2 separate regions of the Homo sapiens genome follow, and region 2 is linked to region 1. A link is an interaction called in ENCODE POLR2A ChIA-PET data of the cell type or tissue named here. Cell type or tissue: HepG2. All regions are shown on one strand. Links, peaks and the distances in the headings refer to the core of each region. The heading gives the core; the rest is flanking DNA. Region 1 overlaps GNG7 (G protein subunit gamma 7). Region 2 holds the start of LOC124904612 (a long non-coding RNA gene).

Region 1 (2,899 bases), core at 207-2,706:
GGCCAAAATGGTGAAACCCTGTCTCTACTAAAAATACAAAAATTAGCCGGGTGTGGTGTCACGTGCCTGTAGTCCCAGCTACTCGGGAGGCTGAGGCAGGAGAATCGCTTGAGCCGGGGAGGCAGAGGTTGCAGTGAGCAGAGATTGTGCCACCGCACTCCAGCCTGGGTGACAGAGCGGGACTCCATCTCAAAAAAAAAAAAAAAAAAAAAAAAAGAATGTCACCTTGAAATCATAATGACAGTGGAGAATCCTGGCATCCACTACCACGCAACACCACATCCGGCTAATTTTTGGCCCCAGACGTCACCCGATGTCCCCCAGGGGCTAGGATCAGCCGCAGGTTAGGACCCCTGGGTTGGAGGTTTCACCACGGAGAGTTGCGGCGGCAAGAAGACACCAGGAGGAAGTGACCTGCACACAATCACCAGATCGTCCCTGAGCATCTGGCTCTAGGGTCTCTGCCTGGACCGAAGCATTCCCAGGTGCAGACCCAGGGGTCTCTCCTGTCCCTCCGACCTCACCTGCGTACCCTGCGTTGCTTCCTCTGCCGGGGAAGCTCACCCACGTTCTCAGGTCCTGGGCGGAAGGGCAGAGGGCTCCCCGGGCACAATGTCTTCTGATGAGAATCACAGCTGCTGAGATGCAACTGCAAGGGGCTGGGAAAGTTCCTGGGACCCAAAGGAGCTGTGAGATCTAGCGCCTGGGATGGCAGAGGCTCTGGCCGGTGAGGACAACAGCCGGCGTCAGCTCGGGGGTCGGTACGCAGGCGGCCACCTTGTAACGGCCACAAACGGGCTTCAAAGGGGAGGCAGGCCTGGGCTGCTGAGTCACCCGGGCCTCATGCAGTTCACAAAAAGCTGTAACTCGAGGCAGCATCACACCGACCGTGGAAGCATGGAAGGGAGGGGGACGCTGTCTCAGCCTCCAGGAGCTACCTGGCAGGCTGAGGCAGGAGAATCACTTGAACCTGGGAGGCAGAGGTTGCGGTGAGCCAAGATCGTGCCACTGCACTCCAGCCTGGGCGACACAGCAAGACTCTCATCTCAAGAAAAGAGAGAGAAAGAGAGAAGGAAGGAAGGAAGGAAGGAAGGAAGGAAAGAAAAGAAAAGAAGGAGAGAGAGAGAGAAGGAAGGAAGGAAAGAAAAGAAAAAGAAAGAAAGAACAGGAACAAGATAAGGGTGGCCACTCTCACTGTTTCTATTCAGTATTGTTATTGCAAATTCAAGCCAGGGCAACTGGGCATGAAAAGGAAATGAAAAGCATCCAGATTGGAGCAAGAGAAGAAAAACCATCTCTCTATTTGCAAACGGCCTGTTGTGGTGTAAAAGGTCCCCGGGTACAATTTGTGCAGCAGAAATACGGCACTTCACAGGCTGCTTAGAAACCTAGCAAGTCCCTTGAGCACAAACTATTTTCCTAAGCTTGGTGGGGGCGTGAGAGGGTGGCCGGGGACTGGTGACAATGTTGTTTGTGCACTGGGAGAGTCCGGCTGAATTGCAACTGGCCTTTACATCCTAATCAGCTCCCTGAGGACAACCCGAAAGACATCAGATTAAAAAGTCACAATGAGATAAACCAGCACGACGCGGCTCTCTGCAAAGCGACAGGTAGTAAACAGACCTTAACGCACGTCATGAGGTTTGTTTTTCTTTTAAAAGTCAACAGCTGGTGAATCGCACAGGGCCGGGCAGGGCGGTCAAAGGGCCCGTTCCCCCGGCTGGGAAAAAAGCAGGAGCCCAGGGCGGCGGCAGCTGGACGCGGGCCCCGTGGAACTTTCTCCCGTCAGTCAGGGGCCGTATTTCTTAGCCATCCTCCTCTGACCTTCATTTCAAACCGCCTGCTGACGCATCTAACCTTGGCCCGTTCCGTGGGAACTCCAGACTCAGGGTGACCAACCCCAGCTGGGTTACCCAGGGTTGTCCTGGTTGGAGTGGCTCCAAGTCCTCAGACCCAGCAAACCCAGGCTTGCTGATCACACCGCAGACCCCACCAGGTGGTCATCTTTCTGGGGAAACTGGCTTCTTTTCCTCCCCGACTCCCTTGCTTTGTCTTCGTGGTGGCACCTCTCTTCCCAGGTGCTCAGGTGTGACATCAGCCGTCCCTTGCTGGCCCTGGTGCCAGCTGACTCCCAGGTCTCCTTTCTCTTCTTTAAGATGGAGTCTCCCTCTGTGACCCAGGCTGGAGTGTAATGGCGCGATCTTGGCTCACCACAACCTCCCCCTTCCAGGTTCAAGCGATTCTCCTGCCTCAGCCTCCCAAGTAGCTGGGATTACAGGCATGAGCCACCACACCTGGCTAATTTTGTATTTTTAGTAGAGATGGGGTTTCTCCACCTTGGTCAGGCTGGTCTCGAACTCCCAACCTCAGGTGATCCGCCTGCCTCAGCCTCCCAAAGTGCTGGGATTCCAGGCATGAGCCACCACGCCCGGCCGTCTCTTTCTTCTAAGATGGAGTCTCCCTCCGTGGCCCAGGCTGGAGTGCAGTGGCGCGATATCAGCTCACTGTAACCTCCGCCTCCTGGGTTCAAGTGATTCTCCTGCCTCAGCCTCCCAGGTAGCTGGGACTACAGGTGCACTTTTTTTTTTTTTTTTTTTTTTTTAAATAGCAGAGATGGTGTTTTGCCATGTTGAACAGGCTGGTCTTGAACTCCTGACCTCAAGTGATCCGTCCGCCTTGGCCTCCCTAAGTGCTGAGATCACAGGCATGAGCCACCATGCCTGGCCTCCCAGATGTCATTTCTTGCAGCTCTCGGAGTCTTCCACGTGTCTCTGGATCTTCCTGTGTCATTCCCACCTCCGCTGTTTGACTCTGGTCCCCTCCTCCCATGTCAGATGATGGCAGCAGTAAGGAAATGATGCCTTGATTTAGCTCTTTTAGGCCCTGCGCGTAGGGGGTT
Region 2 (2,899 bases), core at 261-2,760, 170 kb before region 1:
GGCCTCCCAAAGTGCTGGGATAACAGGCATGAGCCACCGCGCCCGGCCATGCTTCATTTCAGTTCACCTACACCCCACACTCTGTTCCGAAACCCCCTAACAATCGTACCCTTCCTTTTCTCAGCCGCCCCATGGGTCTCCTGGAGTGCAGCCCCGTCTTTGCAAGGAGGCCATAAACCTGGCTTTGTGGGCTGCGGGTCTGTGGTGGGGTCTGTTGCGGGGGGTCCTCGGGCTGACTGGGCCGCTGTATGTTTCTTTCTTAACTTCTGTCCCCGAAGCGAGGCCACGAACTTGCTGCAGGACCTTGGGCAAACTACGGACACCTTGAAGCCTCCACGGCTTCTTGTGTGGAACGGGAGGGATTGCGGCATCTTCAGGGCCTGGCTGCAACCGGTGTCCTGGGACCACCCCACCGGATGCTCCCACCCGAGCAGGCCAAGATCCCCAGACCTGGTCTTGTGTCCTCCTTCCAGAATGTGGGGCCAGGCCTGCAATGGAGAAGCCCACCCGGGTCGTGGGCGGGTTCGGAGCTGCCTCCGGGGAGGTGCCCTGGCAGGTCAGCCTGAAGGAAGGGTCCCGGCACTTCTGCGGAGCAACTGTGGTGGGGGACCGCTGGCTGCTGTCTGCCGCCCACTGCTTCAACCAGTAAGGCCCGCCTCCTCCAGGAAGGCTGCCCGGCTTCCCCTCCTCACCAGCCCCTCCCTGTCAGAAACCATCCTGCTGGGGCTGCTGCATGGACCCCACTGGGGAGCAGCCCTTCCTCTCCTGAGGGCAGCTGAGAGACAGGAGGGAGCCGGTGCCAAGGCTTCTAAGGACAAACAGGGCCTAACCAGGGGAGGGGGAGGAGGGTTCCTTCCCCATTGCTTGCTACCCAGGCAGCGTTTATCTTGGAGATTCCCAGGCATGGTGGCCCGCATCTGTGGTCCCAGCTACTCAGGAGCGTGAGGCAGGAGAATTGCTTGAGCCCAGGAGGTCGAGGCTGCAGTGAGCCTGATGGTGCCACTGCACTCCATCTGGGGCAACAGAGCGAGACCCTGTCTCAACAAAAAAGAGACTCATAAAGCTGTAGGGGGTTGGGGGGGGGCATTGGCACAGGTGTAGAAAATGAAGCCTGAGGGTCCCCTGACTTGTCCGAGGTCCCCCAGCTTGGGATCCTTTTCAGGAGGAGCCCAGCAGCCCCTCTTTCCCTGGTCCTCCTCCCTGGAGCCGAAGGTCAGAGGATGGTCCTGGGGCCCAGGCAGCCCTGTGTGGCTTCCTGGGGGTGTGCATCAGCCCTGTCCCTCCCCAAGAAGGCGGGCATGTGCTGGAGGGCAGGCATGTCTGAGGGCCCTGTCTCCATAGCACGAAGGTGGAGCAGGTTCGGGCCCACCTGGGCACTGCGTCCCTCCTGGGCCTGGGCGGGAGCCCGGTGAAGATCGGGCTGCGGCGGGTAGTGCTGCACCCCCTCTACAACCCTGGCATCCTGGACTTCGACCTGGCTGTCCTGGAGCTGGCCAGCCCCCTGGCCTTCAACAAATACATCCAGCCTGTCTGCCTGCCCCTGGCCATCCAGAAGTTCCCTGTGGGCCGGAAGTGCATGATCTCCGGATGGGGAAATACGCAGGAAGGAAATGGTGAGCGCTGCCCCATCGAGGGGAACGGTGGATTTATTCTCCAGGGCCTGGCCTGGGGAGGGTCAGGATGGGCATCTCTTACCTGGACCCTAAACCAATTCCACTGCACAGGGACCTCTGTGGCTGATCCCTTTGTCTTTGGTCCCGCTGCCCACACACCTCTCACTTCCCCATTCCATCTGGGGGCAAAATCTGGCTGTTGCCTGTTTGTATAAACAAAGTTTTATTGGAACAGGGGCCATGTTCACACATCAACAGATTGTCTATGGCTGCTTTCCTGCAATAGCAGCAGAGTTAAATACTTGTGACAGAGACTGGCCCTTAAAGCTGAAAATATTTAATTCTCTGACCATTTATAGAAAATGTTTGCCGGCGGCCACATGTGGTGGCTCACACCTGTAATCCCAGCACTTTGGGAGGCCCAGGAGGGTGGATCATTTGAGGTCAGGAGTTTGAGATCAGCCTGGCCAACATGGTGAAACCCCGTCTCTACTAGAAATACAAAAATTAGCCGGGTGTGGTGATGCATGCCTGTAATCCCAGCTACTCGGGAGGCTGAGGCAGGAGAATTGCTTGAATCTGGGAGGCAGAGGCTGCAGTGAGCTGAGATTGTGCCACTGCACTCCAGCCTGGGTGACAGAGCGAGACTCCCATCTCAAAAAAAAAAAAAAAAATAGAAAAATAAAAAATTAGCCGAGTATGGTGGCACATGCCTGTAGTCCCAGCTACTTAGGAGGCTGAGGCAGGAGAATCACTTGAGCCTGGGAGTTCAAGGCCGCAGTGAGCCATGATCATGCCACTGCACTCCAGCCTGGGCAACAGAGCAAGACCCTGTCTCAAAAAACAAAAAAAGCAAATGCTCACTGGTGCTTGCTTGCGCTAGTCTATCCCGAGACCCCTCCCACTCCAACAGTTAATGCTTCCCTTGACCTCAGAATGGCCTCCTACACCTTACCCAGGTGCTAGGGCGGCAGCCCCATGGGGACAGTGGGGAGACTCTTGCGCTCTGAGCGGGCCATCAGGCCCACCTCCTCCTCACTCTGTGGCTTTGTGAGATTCCTGCAACTCTGTGAGCCCTGGTTTCTTCGTCTGTGGGGTGGGGATGCTGCATCTCGGGGCTGTTATCGGAGCGGAACTGGAGCTGCTCTGATGATCACTGTGCACGTGGCCTTTCTGGCTCTTTCCCTGGTAGCCACCAAGCCCGAGCTCCTGCAGAAGGCGTCCGTGGGCATCATAGACCAGAAAACCTGTAGTGTGCTCTACAACTTCTCCCTCACAGACCGCAT

Evidence for each region. ChIA-PET counts read pairs that join two places held together with the same protein. Peaks named below come from ENCODE experiments on the same cell type or tissue, not always from the same donor. Only the 100,000 strongest peaks of a DNase experiment are listed, where the experiment ranks them.
Region 2: POLR2A ChIA-PET joins it to region 1 with 5 read pairs; 8 of 35 experiments call an interaction of 5 or more read pairs at or near these places.

What each region holds. Positions count from the first base shown.
Region 1 is chr19:2,586,794-2,589,692 of GRCh38, forward strand. The region is part of intron 2 of GNG7 (G protein subunit gamma 7); the gene reads right to left. Among named protein-coding and RNA genes, the nearest start is that of MIR7850, 42 kb to the right of the region's middle. RefSeq lists an enhancer at 508-1,451. In HepG2, for the core only: no CTCF peak of the experiment used is centred there; DNase peaks (open chromatin) are centred at 848 and 1,578; H3K4me3 peaks cover 759 bases.
Region 2 is chr19:2,415,197-2,418,095 of GRCh38, forward strand. TMPRSS9 (transmembrane serine protease 9) reads left to right here. Exons shown (of 19, transcript NM_001395513.1): 12 at 474-645; 13 at 1,342-1,613; 14 at 2,806-2,899. It overlaps LOC124904612 (a long non-coding RNA gene), which reads right to left and starts at 2,812. Exons shown (of 2, transcript XR_007067089.1): 1 at 2,569-2,812; 2 at 1,629-1,816. In HepG2, for the core only: no CTCF peak of the experiment used is centred there; a DNase peak (open chromatin) is centred at 1,525.